Regions from separate parts of the Homo sapiens genome. Here region 1 is linked to region 2. Evidence: read pairs that join two places in POLR2A ChIA-PET (ENCODE). Cell type or tissue: GM12878. All regions are shown on one strand.

Evidence for each region. ChIA-PET counts read pairs that join two places held together with the same protein. Peaks named below come from ENCODE experiments on the same cell type or tissue, not always from the same donor. Only the 100,000 strongest peaks of a DNase experiment are listed, where the experiment ranks them.
Region 1: POLR2A ChIA-PET joins it to region 2 with 8 read pairs; 2 of 35 experiments call an interaction of 5 or more read pairs at or near these places.

What each region holds. Positions count from the first base shown.
Region 1 is chr9:123,662,057-123,667,056 of GRCh38, forward strand. It overlaps DENND1A (DENN domain containing 1A), which reads right to left. Exons shown (of 24, transcript NM_001352964.2): 8 at 4,970-5,000. Among named protein-coding and RNA genes, the nearest start is that of MIR7150, 180 kb to the left of the region's middle. In GM12878, no CTCF peak of the experiment used is centred here; a DNase peak (open chromatin) is centred at 575.
Region 2 is chr9:123,832,443-123,837,442 of GRCh38, forward strand. The region is part of intron 2 of DENND1A (DENN domain containing 1A); the gene reads right to left. Among named protein-coding and RNA genes, the nearest start is that of DENND1A, 95 kb to the right of the region's middle. In GM12878, no CTCF peak of the experiment used is centred here; a DNase peak (open chromatin) is centred at 2,859.

The DNA of each region.
Region 1 (5,000 bases), 170 kb before region 2:
AGATGAAAACAGGCCCGTAGCAAGGCGCATCACTGCAATTTCAGGATACCAGGAGGGACCACCAAAGGATGGTTACAATAAGTAAATCACAGGAATCGGAATGGCTGAGACTTCTTAGTTGCAACAGCAAAGCTAGAAGTCAGTGGAGAAACATCTTCAAAGTTGGGAAGATAGAGTAATTTCCAACCTAGAGTTCTATACCCAGTCAAACTATCAAAAGAAGAATAAAGAGGCTGGACTCACACTTGTAATTCCAGCACTTTGGGAGGCCAAGGCAGGTGGATCAATTGAGGTCAGGAGTTCAAGACCAGCCTGGCCAACATGGTGAAACCCCATCTGTACTAAAATGTACAAAAATTAGCCAGGTGTGGTGGTGTGTACCTGTAGCCACAACTATTTGGGAGGCTGAGACAGGACAATCGCTTGAGCCCAGGAGGTGGAGTTTGCAGTGAGCCGAGATTGTGCCACTGCACTCCAGCCTGAATGACAGAGCGAGACTGTCTCAAAAAAAGAAGAAGAGAGTTATTTTTAGTCATGCTAGGTCTAAAAATGTTGCCTCTAACAAGCACTTTCTCAAGAAAACTACTGGCGCATGTCTCACCAAAATGAGGGAGTGAAATCAAGAATGAGGAAGATGTGAAACCCAAGAATGCTTACGTGACAAAAAGTTGTATAAGAAAGGAAAGGTAATCTACTAACTACTTCAGTATGCTCATTAAAATGTAAACATTAACTTCTGATTTAATGTAAAAATTTTCTAAAGGTATAGAAAGAATGGGAGAGGGGAAATATGTGACTGAGAGAACGTTATTCTGTGTGTTTCGGGGTGGGGAGTGTTATAGGTGGTAAAAGACCAAAACTCTCATCTTCTATAGGAAAATCAATAAGTGATATCTGTAACAGAAAAAAAATAAGATTTAGCAATATGAATAAGTTACTCAAAAATACAGAGGGAAACACAGCTGCTAAAAACTTGAAAGTAGCTGGGCAACTTGAAAATTGCTGGTTTTCATCAACAACTATGTAGTACTACATGTTTTTAAGCCATTAATATGCATTACTTTCATAAGAGTAAAAATACCACTAAATAAGTATGTCATTAAAAAGGAAGAAGTAGGTAGATATGAACACTTTTTAGAATACATTAAACTAAAAAATGAGTTGCTAAACAAGTATGAATAGAATCATATTTATGTTTAAAAACCATCTACAACACACACAGGCCACATCCCTAAGGTACTTGTTTAGTGTCCTCATTGTCATTAATTTCTAAATAATAACTAATTTCAATTTGTATCATCTTTGATCCAACTGCTATTTCAAATAGATGAATATTTTTAAACCTTTAATTAATTTATTATTATAGTTTTCGTTCACCGCCATAAAAGAGTGACCTGTGAGAGTTTAGTATGCTCTATTTTGAAATTTTTGGTGTGATTTAGTACATGATCAATTCTTATAAATGTCCCATGGCATTTTAAAATAATCCTTCAGTAGCCTCCTTCATAGCTACACATAACACTAAATTCCTAGAGAAAGGTTTCATCAAACACTGGAGGGAGAGTGGGATTGGGGTTGGAGGGAGAGTGGGATTGGGGTTGGAGGGGGTGGTGGTAATGGGGGCCTTTCATTTTTTTCTCTATGTATCAGTATTAATCTTTTACAACAAAATATTTGTAAAGAATTTTTAATGACACAGGTAAATGTTCAGCGTACATTGTTACAAGAAAAACAGATATAAAGTGTGTACATTTTGTGTGCTTTTAAAAATGTAAGTTTTGAAACTTAACAACAAAAAAAAAAAACCAAAAGAATACTTCTGTCTCAAACAAAGTATTACTCAACCCCCAGTGTAAGCAGTGGAAACTAACCTGCTCTGAATAAAATAGGAGCAGGGATCTAGTGCTCTGATCAGTTAGCCATCTACCTCTGTGAGGCCTTCCAGGGCTGCCAAAGCAACACTGGGGTTCCCGGTTGCACACTTTGAAAACTACATGTCATAAAAAGGAAGGATGAAAAAACTCAGAAACAGATCTCTGAGATGGGAGATTATGCCTGATTTTTCTTTTGCTGTTGTGTGATACACATACATACATACCTTTCCTATGATTTGGTACTGTTTAAGTAATAATTATCTGTTCCTGAAACACCTTAACCACCTAAACCTGATAGATTTTTTTGAAGGATGGAGATTGAAATAGAGCTTTATTAATCTTTTCAAGTTATAATTCTATATTCATATTGCCTATTTCTCAGGCCAACTATCATTTGTCTTTTTCTAGAAAATTTTCTCTTTTCACAATCTTTAAATTTATTGAATAAGTTTAAAATTTTATTCTTTTCACAAATTCAGTTTTTAAAAACTACTATTTTTCAATTTTACTTTAACAATATTCCCTAATAAATTAAATTATAATTTCTTTTTCTAGTTTTGGTTATTTATTACTATTCTTTTTTTTTAGCTTCTTGAAAGTCAAGTTCATTGTTTTCTAAATTTTTTATTTATATAAAAGCATTCAAAGCTATGAATTTTCCCCAGAGTGTGGTTTTGGCCACATCCCTAAGGCACTTGTTTAGTGTCCTCATTGTCATTAATTTCTAAATAATAACTAATTTCAATTTGTATCATCTTTGATCCAACTGCTATTTCAAATAGATGAATATTTTTAAACCTTTAATTAATTTATTATTATAGTTTTCGTTCACCACCATAAAAGACAGTGACCTGTAAGAGTTTAGTATGCTCTATTTTGAAATTTTTGGTGTGATTTAGTACATGATCAGTTCTTATAAATGTCCCATGGCATTTTAAAATAATCCTTCAGTAGCCTCCTTCATAGCCAGAGTATGCCTCTGCTTCTGCTCTTCCTGCATTACTTTCCCACTTCTTTTTGGATTTCTCCACTGTCTATACTGAATTGACTGCAACTATCAGTAATCATCTCCTTTATATTATGTAAATTCCCAAACTTTCTGGCTCATGGTAGCTTCCTCTGTCATTAGGGAAATATTTTTCTCCTTTCGTTCATCATTTCAATGGAATTTTCTGAGAGATGAAAGGTAAAAAATCACAGGCTCAAAGTATAGCATGTTATGTAAGAGCTCAGTCTCAAGAATCCAGAAAGACCAATATTTGAATTCTGATTTTACCATTTATTTCCTGTAGGATATTGAATATGTGACTTAAATTTTCAGGGCTTCTGTTTCCTTATATTAAATAATTATGGTAGTTACCATGTAAGCTTGTTGAGAGAGCTAAATGAGAAAATGGAGAAAAGCACCAAATATATAATATTTCGAGTAGTAGTACTCAATCAACATTAGCTATTGTTGTTGAAATGGGAACTCTGGTCTGAATTTTTTATTAGTTAATGTCAAAAAAAAGGATGCAACATTTTCTACCACAGTCTGATCATACAGATAATATACTACATGGATATGCTTGATAATCCCAACTTATCAAGACTGTTATCTAATCACAATACTACAGCCTAACTTCATTCATTACATTTGATCACCTGACATTTGTAACCTGTTCTATAGACGACACTTGGAAAAATTTCCTTTCTGTGAATCTACAATAGTTATGAAAAGGTATACCACATATTCCAGTACTTTTCTTATCAAGTATTCAAGTATATCCCCAAAAGAATTGAAAGCAGAGACTCAAACAGGCATTTGTACGCCAATGTTCAAAGCAGTAATATTGATAATAGCCAAAGGGTAAAAACAATATCTATTGATCTCAGCATCTATCACTGGATGAACAGATACGCAAAATGTGGTCTACACCTACAATGGAATATCATTCAGCCTCAAAAAGGCAGGCAATTGTGACACATGCTTCAATGCAGATGAACTTTGAAGGTATTATGCTAAGTGAAATAACTCAGAACAAAAGGACAAATATTGTATGATTTCACTTATGTGAAGTACTATATGGAGAGCAGTCAAATTCACAGAGACAGAAAGCAGATTGATGGTTGCCAGGGGTTGGGGAGACAGGGTAATGGGGAATTGCTTAATGAGTACAGAGTTTCAGTTTTGTAAGATACAAAAAGTTCTGGACATTGACTGTACAAAATATGAATGCATTCAAAACCACTGAGCTGTACACTTAAAAATGATTAACATGGTAAATTTTATGTTATGTATTTGTTACCACAATTTTAAAAAAGTAATCAAGTGTCTAAGTGGTAGACATTCTTTATCTGATTCTACATAGTACTATTTATAATCATAGTAAAACATTTTGAAAACATGTCATGCAGCTAGACTAGATATGTCATTCAGCTTGTTCAGAAGGCAAACATCAACCTTCTGCTCTCTCACACTCTAGTTCACTGCTCCTACATCCTTTGGAGGTAGGGATGGAGGCCCTCATGCTTCACCCACAAATACTTTATTTTATTCTCTGAAAGGTAAATATACAAAGGTAAAAAGTAGAAGTGTAATTCTGCTTGAGTAGATCTACCCTAATAAACCTCTATTTGGAAAATTCTTTATATGGAAACATTTCACTTATAAAAGCAGAAATGAGAAACAATCTAAATGTTCTACAGTGAGAGAATGGCTAAACTACAGAGTAAATGGAATATTAGATAGTTGACAAAAATAAGTCATATGAATGAAAATGGAAAAGATGTTTTTATAATAGGTGATTTAACTATGTAAAAATACATTCTAAAAAGAGGGAATCAAATATCATATTAATACATAATTACCTTTGAGAAAAAGGAATAAAAATCCTTCCTTGTCTTTATACTTTCTATACTTTGCAAATATTCTCTATTTGTTTTTGTTTTTATAATACACTTCAGTTCTTATACTTTTGTTTTTATAATGTGTTTTTTAAAAACCATAATTTTTATAATGATACTTTTAAATCACATCCTTTATTTATTCAAACAAATAGGCAGAAAACAGAGAAGAATAAAAATTTAATTTTTTCTTCTTCCCAAGTACTTACATTCTCAGGTATGCTGGGAAGTTCTCTGGTA
Region 2 (5,000 bases):
CCACATTGGAAAACTTGGCATTTTATGCTAAACATACACAAACAATATGACCCAGAAATTTCACTCCTATGTACATACCAAACAAAAGTGGGAGTATACAAACACCAGATATATTTACTATAATGTCATAGCTCCATTATTTGAAATAACCAAAACCAAAGGGGAAACATAAATCTCTACAGACAGTAGAATGGATCGATTGTGGCATATTCATATTACAGAATAGTGTATAGCAATGAAAAGGAGCAAACTACAGGTGCACACAAGGATAATCTCACAAATACAATTGTTGAGCAAAAGAAACCAAGTAAAATATTAAATACACTCATGACTCCATCTATATAACTCCATGTATATATGTTGAACAACAGGTAAAAATGATCAATGCTATTAGAAGTTAAGATAATGGTTTTAGCTGGGCACATTTGCTCACACTGTAATCATAGCTACTCAGAAGATTGAGGTGGGAAGACCATTTGAACCCAGGTGTTCAAGACCAGCCTGGGCAGCACAGCAGGAAATTAGCCAGGTTGGGGGTCCGGGGGAGCGGTCCATGCCTGTAGTCACGACTACTCAGGAAGCTGAAGTAGGAGGGTCCTCTGAGCCCAGGAGTTTGAGGCTACAGTGTGCTATGATTGCGCCACTGCGCTCCGGTCTGAACGATGGTGAGACCTCATCTCAAAAAAAAAAAAAAAAAAAAAAAAAAGGAAACGAAAGAAAAAAAAACAAAAAGGTAATGGTTCTCTAATTGAGGGAATGGTGTTTGGAAAGACACATAAGGATGGCTGGCAAGATGCTTACTAATGTTCTATGTCTTGACCTGGATGTTTTAACTTTGTGATAATCCATCAAACTGTTAACTTGTATTTCTGCATTTTCCTGTTTGTTCCTGTTTTTCATGTTATAAAAAAGTTTTTCTAAACATAAAAACAAAAACAAATAGCTGGAAAAAAAATCAGAATTTTACACTTTTTGGCAGACAATTTTTTTCTCCACAAATTCCTTAGGGGGGAGAAATGTGAAATTTCCTATAATGATCAAGTGAGAACCCTGCCAATTCCTAATTCCCAAGACCTACTCTGAGCTTTTTTAGGCATAATACATGAATTTCAGAAATGGTTAGTAAAAAAAAGTCATCATGAGCTTCACTAGCAGTAAATAGTCCTGAATGTGCCTCCATGTTTGATGTAATTATTTAACTGGGAAAAAGAAATAGCCTATATATTTTTCTGCACCTAAGCTTTCTAGTAAGCAAATGAGAGATATTCACCTTTCAGACTTTAGAAAGATCTTTTGTATTGATAACTCACATCAATGGGTCTTAAAACCAGCTTCAGGCCGGGCACAGAGGCTCATGACTGTAATCCCAGCACTTTGGGAGGCCAACATGGGCAGATCACAAGGTCAAGAGATCGAGACCATCCTGGCCAACACGGTGAAACCCCCTCTCTAAAAATACAAAAATTAGCTGGGCATGGTGGCACATGCTTGTAGTCCCAGCTACTCGGGAGGCTGAGGCAGGAGAATTGCTTGAACCTGGGAGGCGGGGGTTGCAGGAAGCTGAGATCACGCCGCTGCACTCCAGCCTGGCGAAAGAGCAAGACTCTGTCTCAAAAAAAACAGGCTCAAATAGAATACAGTTGTCTATTTTTTATTATCACTACTGTTAAATGAACAAATGCTTGATTTTTAAATCCTTGATACAAATTGAGACATTTGATACCTTTGCCAAAAGAAAATAGATAAAAGGAATCTACCTCCTCCACAATTCAGCAAGCACCAAAAGAAGTTAATTTATTCAACACATAAGGGTCACAACAGAATCATAAAAGCAGTCATCATTTACTGAGCTTTACTGTGTTCTGGACACTTGCTAAGTATATAAGAAACTCACTTCATCCTCACAACAATACTATGAGGAGGAATAAATTATCTTCCCCCATTTTACAGATAAGGAAATTGAGGCTTAGAGACATCAAATAATTTGCACAATTAACAAAGCAAGTAGCAGAGGGAGCTTTCAATCAGTTCATTGGTTTGGTGTGAAATACCTGATTTCTATTTTCTACTTTGTGTCTTTATTTTAAAATTTTAAGCCTAAGGACTATGAAATGCAGAGAACACGTATATATATGCTTACATAGATACACATGCATACGGGTTTTAAAGGCCCCAAACTACTCACACGTCATAAGCCCTGTATATAGCTCTGCACCAGAACAGAGCTTAGGTTTTCTCCAAGAAACAAAACGGACTTCTCAATGATAGACGAGCAAGCCAAAGCACCGCATATAGTAAGTCTACAAAGCATTAACTGGATTAATTAGCAAGGGATTTGAGAAGCAGCTTGGAGCTAGGAAACCAAAACACTAAATTGTTTAAATACTTTGGCAAAAGATCAAGGTTTCTAGGCAGCACTGGGTCTCCTTCCATCCTTTTCGTTCCATGTTTTAACACATTTAACCTGTCTGAGGTAGTTTTTCATGAGATATGAATGACATTGTCAAAATACCAAAAAGAAAAGAGAATTTAAAAAATACTGCAAGCTGTTACCAATTCTGCCAACAGGCAAGAGCCCAGGCAACATTAATTACAAATCAATCGCTCAGGACATAAACAGCTCTTATCACTGGTAAACTCTCCCTCTAAAATAACTTGCTTTAGAGGGGAAAAAAAAAAAAAAAAGCAAATGTCTCTTCTATTATACTCGGTGAACTAATCAGGACAATGAAACCAAATAAAACAGGAGAAAATGCACCAAATAGCAAACGTGAAAAAGGAATCCTAGCTAGATGAACGCCTGGAATGCTACCAGAATAGCACTGTCATTTAGAAATAACGAAGAGGAAGTGGTCAGGGTAGGGACACTAGCTGAATGGGTTTCTGGTTTCCAGGAAGTAAGAATTTTTACAACGCAGCTGATTTTCACAAACACATATGGCAGCAAAATGATAAAAGGCGGCTTTCAACAATACAATCATGGTAGAGGTGGGGGGAATCTGTGTCCCTCTAGTAATGAAGGTAGTTTTATAATGGTCAAGCACACTCATCACAGCCCTCACCACTGCCACACACACAACTATCCAATCATAATAATACATTTCAAAAATCAAAGGATCCTTCCAGAAGTCTAGTTCATCTAGACCCTATCCACAAACTACTATTCGTTTACCTAACTCTTTATCTTGGATATCTGCATTTTCCTCTTGATTTCCAGGAAAAAAAAAAAAAAAAGAAAAAACCTGAGTACCTTTCTACTGCAAAAACTCTCAAAACACACTCCTCCACCACACACTTCGTTCACTCCGATAGAAAAAAATTAGTAGAAAAGAATCACTAACTTTCCATCAAAATACATTCTGACTTCTGTTAGGTCCTTTGGGCTTCCTGAGGATATGGTAAAAAGTGGTATATGGTATATATGCTATATAAAAGTGGGGAGAGCTTCAGCTATGAAGCCTGGCAAAAGTGAGATGGTTAGGGGTTGTTTTCTCAACCTCCCTCAATAAAATGAGGAAGAAGGGCTATCTCAGAATTTGAGAATGAGAGATCTGTGTGTAAAGTATCCAGCAGGGTGTCTGACACACAGTAGGTGTTTGGCAGTTACTATTATTATTTCTCCTTGGTTCCGGGGACATGGTATGTTAAGTTTCAGGATAACATAAATTCTTTCCTGAACCAGAAATTTTATTGACAATTAGATAAACAAGCTGTTAGCAGATTACAGTAGGGTGCTATCTGTTGATTTTGAACAAAATTTACCTCAGTATGTCCAGGGCACTGTCTCCAAAGGTTTCACGACACTCTCACATTAATTGTGCACTTTCATAAAATAACTATGAGGAAAGGCTAATGGGCAATAATACCCCTGGGCTCACATATGAATTAACAAGACTGAAGGAAATCAGGGAGTTCACAGTGCAGCCAAGCTCACACAAATTTCTTGACTATGGGTATTTTATTCACCAGACTTGGCTTAATATGAGAGAAAAAGTAACACAAGTTCATTTCTTCAGTCAAATTATAGAGGGGAAAAATACGGTTAAGAAGAAAAAAGCTAATATACTTTTTTACAAAAATAAAAAGGATATATAATAAAATACCAAAAGAAAGGTAGCCAAAAAGGTGGTTAAGTAAAATATATTATAGTTTGAGTCTAAGTTTTTCATATCTCATATTAGAGAATTTTTAAGTGACTTAATATCACATGATATTCATTTCAAATTTGAGGAAATACTAAAATGTTACTGCATATAACAAATTTCTATACAGAAAAATGTATACAGGTATACATTTTTATAAATAATTTTTAATGTTATCTTACAAATAAAAGTTGTTTATTCACATTACAAAATTTCCCAGACTTTTTCAAAAGAAGTTCATTCCCTTTCTGTTTCATTTAACAGATAATTTACAAAAATAGTAATATAAAACGTTTTGGAATATTTATTGCATAAAATAGGCTACAATACAACTACATTTGTTATCTTCTATAGTTCCCTTACTAAACATATATTGAATACCTACTACGAGGAAAGTACTCTGAATACCTCATATTATTACATTTCTTATGCCATTAAATTCTCAAGATAATAAAATAGGAAGGGGATAGTAATTCCATATTACTGATGAGAAAACTGAGATCCAAAAAGGTCAAGTGCCTTGTCCAAGTCAGTTTACTGGCCAAGAAAGGGTCAGGATTTAAACTCCTCCCAACCGAGGATAAAGCCTGTGCATCTTATGTTTTGCATGCTGCTTTCCTATGTTCCTAGATTGTCTGCAATTAGAATAATCAAACGATCCCACCATTCCACTACATTCACAGACACCAGTGTCTCATCACTCAACAAAGATACTTCACAATTAGCACCCCCTTGCCTGCCCCCAAGAGGATCGACCATCTTTCAACAAACCAGGTCAAGTTAAAGGAGAAAACACAACTTCAAAATAGTCCTGTTGCATTAGCATAACCCAGAAACAATCAGATACCTATCCAGGGG